Linked DNA regions of Homo sapiens: region 1 is linked to region 2. Evidence: chromatin contacts called from ENCODE Hi-C data. All regions are on one chromosome and are shown on one strand. The core of a region is the stretch at or near the end of the contact, and the rest is flanking DNA. Distances in the headings are between cores, read along the strand shown. Region 1 has its middle 260 kb from the start of TRQ-TTG4-1. Region 2 overlaps UTRN (utrophin).

Region 1 (5,498 bases), core at 2,982-5,481, 120 kb after region 2:
GTGGAAATGACTATACTGTCCAAAGCAACCTACAGATTCAATGCTATTCCTACCAAAACGCCAATGTCATTTTTTCATATAATTAGAAAAAAATCTTAAAATTCATGTGGAACCAAAAAGATCCCAACTAGCCAGAGCAATCCTAAGCAAAAAGAAGAAACCTGAAGACATCATTTTATCTGACTTAAAGTTACACTACAAGGCTATAGTAAACAGAATAGCACGACATTATTGTATATGGAGATATATACATATACTATGTAATAGTTCTATAATATATACATACTATATAATAGCTTATACATTATATACTATTCTTCCATAAAAAAAGAATGAAATAATGTCTTTTGCAGGTACTTGAATGGAACTAGAGGCCGTTAACCTAAGTGAAGTAACTTCTGGAATAGAAAACCAAACACTGTCTCCTCATTTATAACTGGGAGCTAAGCTATAGGTATGCAAAGGCATGCAGAGTGGTATAATAAACATCGGAGACTCAGAACAGGGAAATAAAAAAGTTAAAAATAGAAACATATCCTTATGATTATTTAATTAATATCAATCTCTTTCACAAGACTATAAGATCCATAATGTCAGGACCATATGTATTTTACTCTTTTTATCTTACCAGAAAAAAATTGTCCAAGCCTTAAAAATAGGCAAGAGGTTTCTGGGTATCCTTTCATTAGAGTACTGGGCACTGCCTAGTGCAGAGTTCCCAAAGCCCCAGGCCAGGGGCCAGTACTGGTCATGACCTGTTAGGAACTGGGCCGCACAGCAGGCAGTGAGGAGCACTCACGTGGCTGAAGCTTCATCTGTATTTATAGCTGCTCCCCATCACTCGCATTACCACCTGAGCTCTGCCTCCTGTCAGATCAGTGGTGGCTTTAGATCCTCATAGGAGCATAAACCCTATTGTGAACTGTGCATGTGAGGAATCTAGGTTGCACGCTCCTTATGTGAATATAATGCCTGATGATCTGTCACTGTTTCCCATCGCCCCCACATGGGACCATCTAGTTGCAGAAAAACAAGCTCAGGGCTCCCACAGATTCTTTACTGCTGGCTGGCACAAGATGTGTCATAGCTGAAGCTAATCTCATTAAAAGAAATGAAGAAACACAGGATAAAATGTGGAAAGTGAGATACACTTGTTTTTAGAATAAAGTAGCTCAGTTAATAATGCTGAGTTGTAGAATTATGATAATAATGGTGAGTTGTATAATTATTTCATTATGTATTACAATGTAATGATAATAGAAATAAAGTGCACAAAAAAAGTAATGCACTTGAATCATCCTGAAACCATCCCCTGCCTCCCTGTCTATGGAAAAATGGTCTTCCATGAAACCAGTCCCTATTGCCAAAAAGGTTGGGGACCACTGGTCTAGTGGACCCTTTGCAGCTCCACTCTCTAAGTATCTATCTTAGCATTATCAACGTTCTAAGAGTTTGCATCTTTGATTATTTTTCTACTGACTAAGCTATCTTATAGTTTTATATGCATAGAAGTTACAGAAAACAGATAGCCATGCATAGGAATGCAAAGACAAGGTCTTATCTTGTAGCTTATGTTTCATCAAAGAGATAATGGTCAAAACATTACATTTTATTGCCATAAAGGGTATTAACCAGCTTTATATTTATTAACAAATTTATTTCAGCATTTCTGATTTTGTGTGTGGGTGTGTGTTTGTGTATCTGTTCTTCAAATTCTCCTTTGAACCAGTTTTTAATGTTTTACTACTTCCCAAGTCAGAAAGTGTGAAGAACCTGAGATGTTACCTTACTTGCAGAAACATCAGATGCTAGGTAGGATATTAGACCTTTGCTATTCACAGCAATAACAGTGTAACACTGGTTTCTCATGCCCAGCATCATATTGGATGCTGCAATGACAGCCACATGGTTATACCTCTGAGTACAGGGGTTGTACCACAGGAGAGAAACTGCAAAATTATGAAGCAGCTTGGAGCTTATACAGAAGCTGAAACATCTACTCCCTCTTCCCCTCTAGAGAAGGAGAGAGATATTAGTTTTTACCTGGTTATCTTACTCAGAATGTAAACAAGTCCTGTCATGGAAGAGGGGAAGGTCTTTACTCTGGAAAATAAATATTTGGTTCTGGGAGAGATAAAAAATATTGTATTCATCTTGGAATGGGAGCAAGTGTCTTCATCATAAAGAAGACAAACAGCTCCATGAAGGACACCCTTAATATGTGAAAAGCAAATGCTTGGGGGAGGGAAAAGAGGAGGCATTCTCTGTCATTATAGCATATCAATTGTTATGCTAAGGAGACACATACGGTGCAGGAATACTAAGTAACAGAGAGAGGATTACCTTCCGACAGTTCTCTTATTAATAAGTTGAATAGAATCTTTAACATGTATTCATTTTGTAATTATGCAAAAGTCAGAATTTCAGACTTCAGAAGTTATTTTTTTAGAAACCCCAATGTTCTTAGTACCCAGCACATAAAAATGTTCAATAAATATTTATTGAATAAATAAATAAGTGAATAAAAAGGTAAGAATTAGTTTTTTTGTATTGTCAGAAATGATTATGGAACCTTAATGATTTAAATAATATTACAGAAAATATCACCTCTTTTTTTTTCTATTTTTTATTGGTAGAACTTGGGAAGTAAGCATTATTAATTAAACTACTTTATTCTAAAAACAGGTGTATCCTGTGTCTCTTCATTTCTTTTCATGAGATTAGCTTCAGATATGACACATCTTCTGCCAACCAGCAGTAAAGAAGGGCTTGATGATCACATGTGACACTTTGAGAAAGAAAAAGGGTCTAAATAGGCAACTTCCAAATTCCCTTGATTGTAGTTTATATTGATTAGGACTCTTTTGCTTGCAAATAACAAAAATCAATTCAAACTACTCTAAGCAAAAAAAAGAAAAGAAAATTTATTGGACAGATCATGGACCATGTCATTGAATTTGAGGGCAATGAAGCAACTAGACCTTAGGAACCAAAGTAAAGATTGCAATGCTGCAAGGAAGCCAGAGTCCTCCTCCATCTCACATTTCCGCGTCTTCTGTACATCTCTTTCATGACTCTCTCTCATTGCTTTCTCACAGGCTCTATGGCCTTGTATAAAAGAGCTGGTACCTCGTGCTTCCAGATAACAGTTACTTATCGCAGACTAGTGACCCAGTGGGAAGCAGATTTCTTGCTCTCTCAAGCTAAAGAATTGCTTTCCCAATTCCCAGGACTGATTGCTGTCTCAGGCATTGAATCAATGAGACCATGGTGTTTGAGGGTGGGGTGACACACTGTAGAAATGTGTCAGCTTCTGGGGTAAGCTTGTGGGTAGCAGAAAAGGAAGTCATTTCTAGAAAAGCAGCATTAGACAATAAGTGTTCACTAGAGTAACTTTTAAAAACTATTTGTGAAAAAAAGAGACCATCAACTCAGCAAACTAGGAAAGCACAAAACAGGGCAAAGGCACAGTCTGGTAATGAAGAAGGAGAATAAGAAATGTAAAGTTGTGGAAAAACAGAAGAAATGAGACTCAGAGGGAAAATGGAGAAGGTAGAGCTTTTCCAGTGGGGTAATAATGGTGCTTGTGTTTTCCTAGAGGTGTTTGAAAGTCTAATGAACAAAGTTTTAAAAGCATTTTGTCCTCTCATGTGCTGTCAAATATAACTTCCTGCAATGCCAGGAAGATTCTATATCTGCACTATCCAATTTAAGAGTGCATTAGCCACATGTGGCTACTGAATGCTTGGAATGTGACTAATTTGATAGAGGGAATAAGTTTTTAATTAAATTTAATTTTAATTAATTCACATTCAAATAGCCACATGTGGCTAGTGGCTACCAGGTTGGATAGTGCAGCTTCACAGCTGATGGACTGAATATCCAGACCATGGCCACACTGTAGATAAAAACAGAACTCTGACCCATTACAGACAGCGACCTGCCCAGGAAAAAGCCAAGTCAGGTTTGCATGAAGTCAGACCTCTAAGAACAATCCAGAAAGCCAATCACCCCTGTAACATTTAGCAAAAAAAGACCAGGACTTCAATAATACTTGACAGCTCCCCTATTTTTTGTCGCCACTTCTCATTTAGGACCAACCAGAGAAAGCCAAATATGCACCCATATGACGTGCTCCATGATGAGTTAGCCTGCTCCAAGCCTGCAGTCTCTGATCAGGGCACGTTTGAACCCCCTTTTCTCTATTCCAAGCTTTTCCACCCCTTTGTCTGCCTCTGAGTCTCTGCCAAAACATGAGCAACGGTGGCTGACTCCTTTGCTTGTTTCCATTTGGTTAATATTTAATTTCCACATAGTATTGATTTAGTTAGTGAATTCTGTTTATGCCTGTATGTGTTACTTAATTGTTTTGGCACATGCCCGTCAGTGCTGTATTTTTATGGTATCTGAATGGGAAACCACTATGTCATAGGGATTTATATATTTTTAAAAATTGACAAAAACACAAGTTATCCTTGATTAATATTTGGGGATATGTACATTCAGTAGTCCCCTTGTATTTATTACATGTGCCCATTTGTAAGTGTATAAATTAGAGTTGCCAGATTTAGCAAATAAAAATACAGGACACTCAGTTAAATTAGAATTTCAGATAAACAACACATTAATTTTTGGTGTACATATATCTCATGAATTATTTGTCCTATTATGCCACAATCAATTCATTGTGTATCTAAAATTCAAATTTAACTTGGCATTCTGTCTTTTATCTGGCTGCCCTGGTATAGATGCTCCTCCCAAAGCATGACTGTGTCTCCAGTAGCTGCTGTGGCTGAGAGTGTGCCCAACATCTGCTTCTCATGCAGCCTCACTCTGGCCAGCTTTTATGTAGGGCAGACATCTCAGGAGGAAGAGCCAACAGAACCAGAAGTGTTCCCAGACATGTTGCTTCACCACCGTGCCTCTCTTTCTTTCAGCAAACAGGAGAGGTAGGAGAGGAAGGCAGAACAGAGCACTGGTAAGCTTTGCATTTGCTACAGAGAGGTAGGGGTGCTGGAACACACAGAATCCCCTGGACACAGCCCTATGGGCCCCATGGCATCTGTGCTCTGGTGGTGCAGTGCTGTTGTGCAGGACTCGGAGGGATTTTCTACAGCCTCTCTAATCCTTCCAGGCACCCAGAAATGCATTCGATCTTGATGAATGTGGATAGGCTTCTATTTCTGCCTTGTCTCCTTGATCCCATCTCAGCACAACTGCAGAGCTCACTCTTTTAAATTTACATTTAATGAGATTTTACTGTGCCAGGCATTGCTCTAGTTTCTAGGAATTTTGCTGAGAATAAGATAGATAAGATCCCTGACACGAAAGAGCTTATATTCTAGTCTGAGGGAAAGATAATAAATGAGTAACAAATAAATGATTATATAGGTACCTGGTAATAATAAATAGTATGAATAAAACATAAGCAGGGTAAGTGGAAAATGAATAAACTCAAATGCCAATTCCTCCTCCAAATCATTAAAATGACCTGCTGA
Region 2 (5,393 bases), core at 597-3,096:
GACTATGCATACAAAAGAAAGATGTACGAAGTTTTATACTGATCTAAGTTACTAATTTGAAACTGAGAAAGCACTTTCATTTCTTTTTAATGTTTACTGCATATAAAGACATTTTAGAAATGTTACTACTGATGTTATACATATGCATAAAGTACAAGTCTACAGATATTTTGGCAAAGCATATCCAGTGATTTATCATTGCTAGGGAAAAAAAAGGCTCACACCGTGTCTTTGAGGAGAATTGATGTCATGGGTTATTACATTTTATAATGGCCCTTTTTCTTATTTTAGAAATACAAAAAATATCAAATGCAAATTCTAAATATGATTTATAGTCATACATGTAGGTTCACAGAATGACCTCAACAGCAACAGGAGGATAAAATTGGTAGATATTTAGCTTTGCACATAGGAAAATTACTTAGTATTGGGAATTGAAGAGGGATTGGGGAGTTTTATGTAATTTATCCTGATAAATTCTGCAAAGTACATCCATAGCAATATGCTTTCTGTGTGATGATATAATGGGACTAGAGCAGGACACACAAAAATGACAGCTTTTATTTAGCATTTATAATGGCCTTCAAGTTTGTAAAATTATCGGTGAGTCTTTCACAAGTTTTTACTGTCTTAGATGAAATTTTTTTTTTTTTTTTTGAGATATATTCTTGCTCTGTTGCCCAGGCTGGAGTGCAGTGGCGTGATCTCGGCTCACTGCAACCTCCGCCTCCCAGGTTCAAGCGATTCTCCTGCCTCAGCCTCCCGAGTAGCTGGGACTACAGGTGCACGCCACAAGGCCCAGCTAATTTTGTGTGTGTGTGTTTTAGTAGAGACGGGGTTTCACCGTGTTGCCTAGGCTGGTCTCAAACTCCTGAGCTCAGGCAATCCGCTTGCCTCGGCCTCCCAAAGTGCTAGGATTACAGGCTTGAGCCACCACACCCGGCCAAATGAGTTTTACAGAATTATTTATGTAAAAAGATGACTTTAAATTGAGTGGTTTGGGTTTTTGCTTTTGTTTCTTTCAAAATCTGAGTATATTGAAGTCTTGGTATTTTTTTGCTTCTTCCTATGTGACAATTTCTGCTTTTTCTACTCATAAGTTCTAGAATTTTCTTGACTTGAAGAACCTTAAAGCATTGTGACTTAACTGACATGGAAAGAGTTATATAGTTTCCTCTTCTGCACAAATTTTCAGAAGATTATGAAGCAACAACACTAGCTACAGTTTAAATGAAGGCATTTCTTCACTTTTAATATATTTCTTTTTTCACCAGAATAACAATAAACCAGAAATAAGTGTGAAAGAGTTTATAGATTGGATGCATTTGGAACCACAGTCCATGGTTTGGCTCCCAGTTTTACATCGAGTGGCAGCAGCGGAGACTGCAAAACATCAGGCCAAATGCAACATCTGTAAAGAATGTCCAATTGTCGGGTTCAGGTAAGGCGTGCCAGTGCTGGAGGAGGCTATTTTCTGTTTCCTTTGTGTAATCTCAGTGGTACGTCCATCCTCCATTCCCATTCATTCCCATTTGGAGGTTTGCTTTCTAAATAAATGGTATGTTCAGTATGTCTCATCTATCTAAAAGTAGCATTTCTTTTTATAACTACTACATGAAGCATATTTTATTATTGTTGCTATTATTATTGTCATTTACACTACTTGGATCAGAACCAGAGATTTTTATGAATGTCTGTTTACTTAGGTCACAGAAATGATTCATCCATGAAAACTGTATGGCTGATTATAAATATATAACCCTGATGGAATTTGGTAAATATTCTGAGGTCTTGGGGTCAAACTTAGTAAGCAGGAAGCAATGTTTAATTACCAGCTGAGAAGTAATCAAATTACTTTGTGTTATTTCTGCCAAGTTTGATGTGAAGTACATTAACCCGACTTCTTCCCATGAGGAGCACTGCTAAATGCCATACTTTAATGTAATCAGTGTGTCAGACTCTTCAGTTTGTGACCCCAAAGCCGACAGTGCAGAGTCTGTGGTTTGTCCTAAGGTGGACATTTTTGGACATCCTGATCCACTCCTCTTAACATAGGTATGCATTTGACCTCTTGAATATATTATATTTCTCTACTGGGGGGAATCTGGAAAATAGCCCCAGTTTAATTTGGAAATCTATTATGAAACAACATAAGCCTACTCAGTAGGGAAATTCAAGATTTTGTGTGTGTCTTTTTTTATTTATTTTTTGAGACCAAGTCCCACTCTGTCACCCAAGCTGGTGTGCAGTGGCACGATCTTGGTTCACTTCAACCTCTGCCTCCCAAGTTCACGCGATTCCCCTGCCTCGGCCTCCCGAGTAGCTGGGACTACAGGTGCATGCCACCACACCCAGCTAATTTTTGTATTTTTAGTAGAGACTGGGTTCCACTATGTTGGCCAGGCTGGTCTCAAACTCCCGACCATGTGATCTGTCCTCCTTGGCCTCCCAAAGTGCTGGGATTACAGGCGTGAGCCGCCATACCTGGCCCTATGTGTATCTTTTATTCGTACCAGAAGATCAAGTACCAATACGGTGATTCTCTGAGGGAGAGTCAAATCAGGAGGGCTGGGATTGGTTGTTGTTGTATATTGTATCAGTATTAGTATCTTGAATTAAACAGAATTGTTTTCATTTGACTGACTTTATCAGCATAATAGTTTGTACGAAGCATATCATTGCATTCTCTGTGGATGGCTAACATAAGAAATGAAAATTCAAAAGTTCTCTTCTCTCATGCATTATGGTGTAGTTGGGAAGACTAAAGTATTGTGAGGTCAGAGGGCCTTGCTGCTATGCATTCTAAGAGGAGGAAAAGACAGGTAGGTAGTGTGAAGTAGAGTGAGCATTAGCCTGGCAGACAGCTAGGGTAATAGATGACTTCCAGTGGAAGTCAAAGCACAAATGTTGGAAGAAGAAGAATGGTAAAGTCACAGTTTAAATGCAGCAGGGTTCTTGGAATGGCTACATTTGGAGTATCTGGTAGACATAGATGTATGGGAGAGGGAATAGCTGGAATGTGGCAAGGTCAGTCTACTACTGGGAAGATAATTCAAATGAGAGATGTAGTCATCAAAGCTAATAATCACTGCTATTTATTGTTTACTTTATGCCAGACAATGTGCTAAGAGGTGTTATATTTGTTATTTTAGTCACTTTTCTTAATAACTCTGTAAGATTGGGAGTATTACCTCTACTTTACACATAAAGGAACTAAGACTCCAAGATTAGTCAACTTGCCCAAGGCCAGGCAGCCGATTGTGCAGAGACAAAGTTAGGATTCAAATCCAGAACCCTTTGGTTTTCCAGTTTGTGTTCTTAATCAAGATGGTTTTAAAAAGCAGATTAGATTTTTAGGAGAGAGAGATTTAATATTAAGAAGTAATTAAATGGTATTGAAAAGAGCAATTGATTTAAAGCACTAATTATTAGACCAAAAATATTACTCTGGATATAAACGGTAATGTGAAGCCATGGGAAAGATCCAGATTAATTGACTTGGGAAGAGACTGCCATATATAGATATATATAAAATCTGCCATATATGGCCATTGGTATAACCTAGAGATGCCATGAGGGACCATGTTTCTCAGCATCTGATGGATGTAGAGAGTGAAGGAGAGGATAAAATACTCTAAAAACATTAAATATTTGAATGACCTTTAAAGTTTCATTTCTTAAATTAAAAATGACCTGAAGCAACTATGTAGAATATTAAGATTTAACTGAGTTGTGGGACATGGATGTTTATTATATTCTCCCTACTTTTGAATTAACTTGAAATATTTAATAAGAAAAATATGAAAGAGCAATTATAAAGGGTGAACAACCTGAAGTGTTAAATTTCAAGGGTTTAAGTTTCTGCTAGTACTATCAAATTGACCTGTAAATGTCTCTATGATAGAGATGTGAAGTTGACCAGCAGGTCAGAGATTAAGGTTATGGGAGGATATTCAGGAGATAGTGTATTGAGAAGTAGCTCTGGAGTCAGGCTACTTGGATTTCAATCCTGGATCTATTGTTTGGTGCTGAGACTTTGAATAAGATACTTGGCCTGCTTGAACCTGAGTTTCTTCAACTTCAAATTCTATGAGTGTTTCCTCATAGGAATAGTTAATACATGAAAGTATCTAGGGCAGTTCCTATCACAGAGTAGGCATTCAGTAAATGTTGGCTCTTTTTGTTACTACCAATAACATCATTAGTGTGATAGTAGCTAAACCTATGAGTGTGTTGTTGAACATTTCCATTAAGTGGAAATGCCAGAAAAACCTGGACAATGATGTTGCTCAGTAAAAGGCAAGATTAGAGAGAGGTATAATAAGGGACAGAACAGGATTCTTCAGAGAAATAAAGACGCATAGTGTGCTTTAGCAAGATGGTAGAGGTGTTAAGTGCATCAGAAAGATTCTTTGAATCAGAAGTCATTGGGAATCTTAGAGAGGATTCTATCCGTGTCGTTATAAAGATGGCTCAGGAAAATACATAGGCGAATATGTGCAAACAACTTGTTTAAGAAATCTAGCTATAACTTAAAATATGTCAGGATATTGAAAATTGGAAGATGGTAAGTGATATATTGTCTTACTTTTACTTGCATTTATATTTTTCCTGTTTTCTACATTGAGAATATAGTACATCTAAAATTTGTATTTCGAATGAGAGAGAAATATGTCCAGACTTGATACCTGGTTTAGGCACAAGAGTGAGCAAGCAAAGGTTTCTTCAAGCTAATGGTGACTTAATTATTGCACAAAGATTACACATGAAGGGAATGAATATAAGAACAATTCCAATAGTAAAATGGGGTCCAGTTGGAATAGGTCTGATTAGTTTAGTTGTAAAGAGATGCATCTTTCTCTGTGGCTTCAGAGAATGAATGGAAAGACAAGTACAGAAATAAAGATAGAGGAATATGTCTATTATAGAATAATCTTAACTTCATTCAGACTGTCTTTCTATCAAGCTTCTACCCAAGATATATATATATATATTTCATTTTCCCCGAACTTTTATAAATACTGCTAGAGTTTTTCACTAATTACTTCCAAATAAAATGTTAATGAAATCTTAGATTTACATAATGTTTTGTAAGCTGGGAATTGTTTCAGTTAGAATCATACACAATTCCTTAATAGTAGTTGCATAAATAAATTAGAACTTTAGTTTTCTTTCTTGTAAACAGAGTGAAGGTAGGTAATCCAAGACTGTTCTCTGTGACCACCTGGGCCCTTAGCTCTGTTTTCATGCACTGTCATCCCTAACATGTGGCTTCCATCTTCAAAGTCACTTCATGCTAACAAAGTGACTCTTCTGGATGTCAGATCCATTTTCCAGTGGGGAGGAAGAGGCAGCATGCCTCTTCCCAGCTAACTCAGTCCCTTGAAATTCCA

The links. Hi-C counts contacts between places; a loop is a spot of excess contacts on that map. Pooled maps may share reads with other maps.
Region 1: a loop to region 2 is called in a map of PC-3, with 5 times the contacts of the local background. The contact joins two enhancer-like sites. A Hi-C loop is called at or near these places in 5 of 168 maps with a recorded cell type or tissue (HCT116, PC-3, PC-9 and 2 more) and 3 of 50 pooled maps.

Annotation. Positions count from the first base shown.
Region 1 is chr6:144,917,485-144,922,982 of GRCh38, forward strand. No RefSeq gene overlaps it. Among named protein-coding and RNA genes, the nearest start is that of TRQ-TTG4-1, 260 kb to the right of the region's middle. Within about 2 kb of position 4,232, at least 2 of the 41 ENCODE cell types and tissues checked have a DNase peak (open chromatin) inside an H3K27ac peak, as active enhancers do.
Region 2 is chr6:144,796,550-144,801,942 of GRCh38, forward strand. It overlaps UTRN (utrophin), which reads left to right. Exons shown (of 75, transcript NM_007124.3): 64 at 1,275-1,441. Among named protein-coding and RNA genes, the nearest start is that of TRQ-TTG4-1, 380 kb to the right of the region's middle. Within about 2 kb of position 1,847, at least 3 of the 41 ENCODE cell types and tissues checked have a DNase peak (open chromatin) inside an H3K27ac peak, as active enhancers do.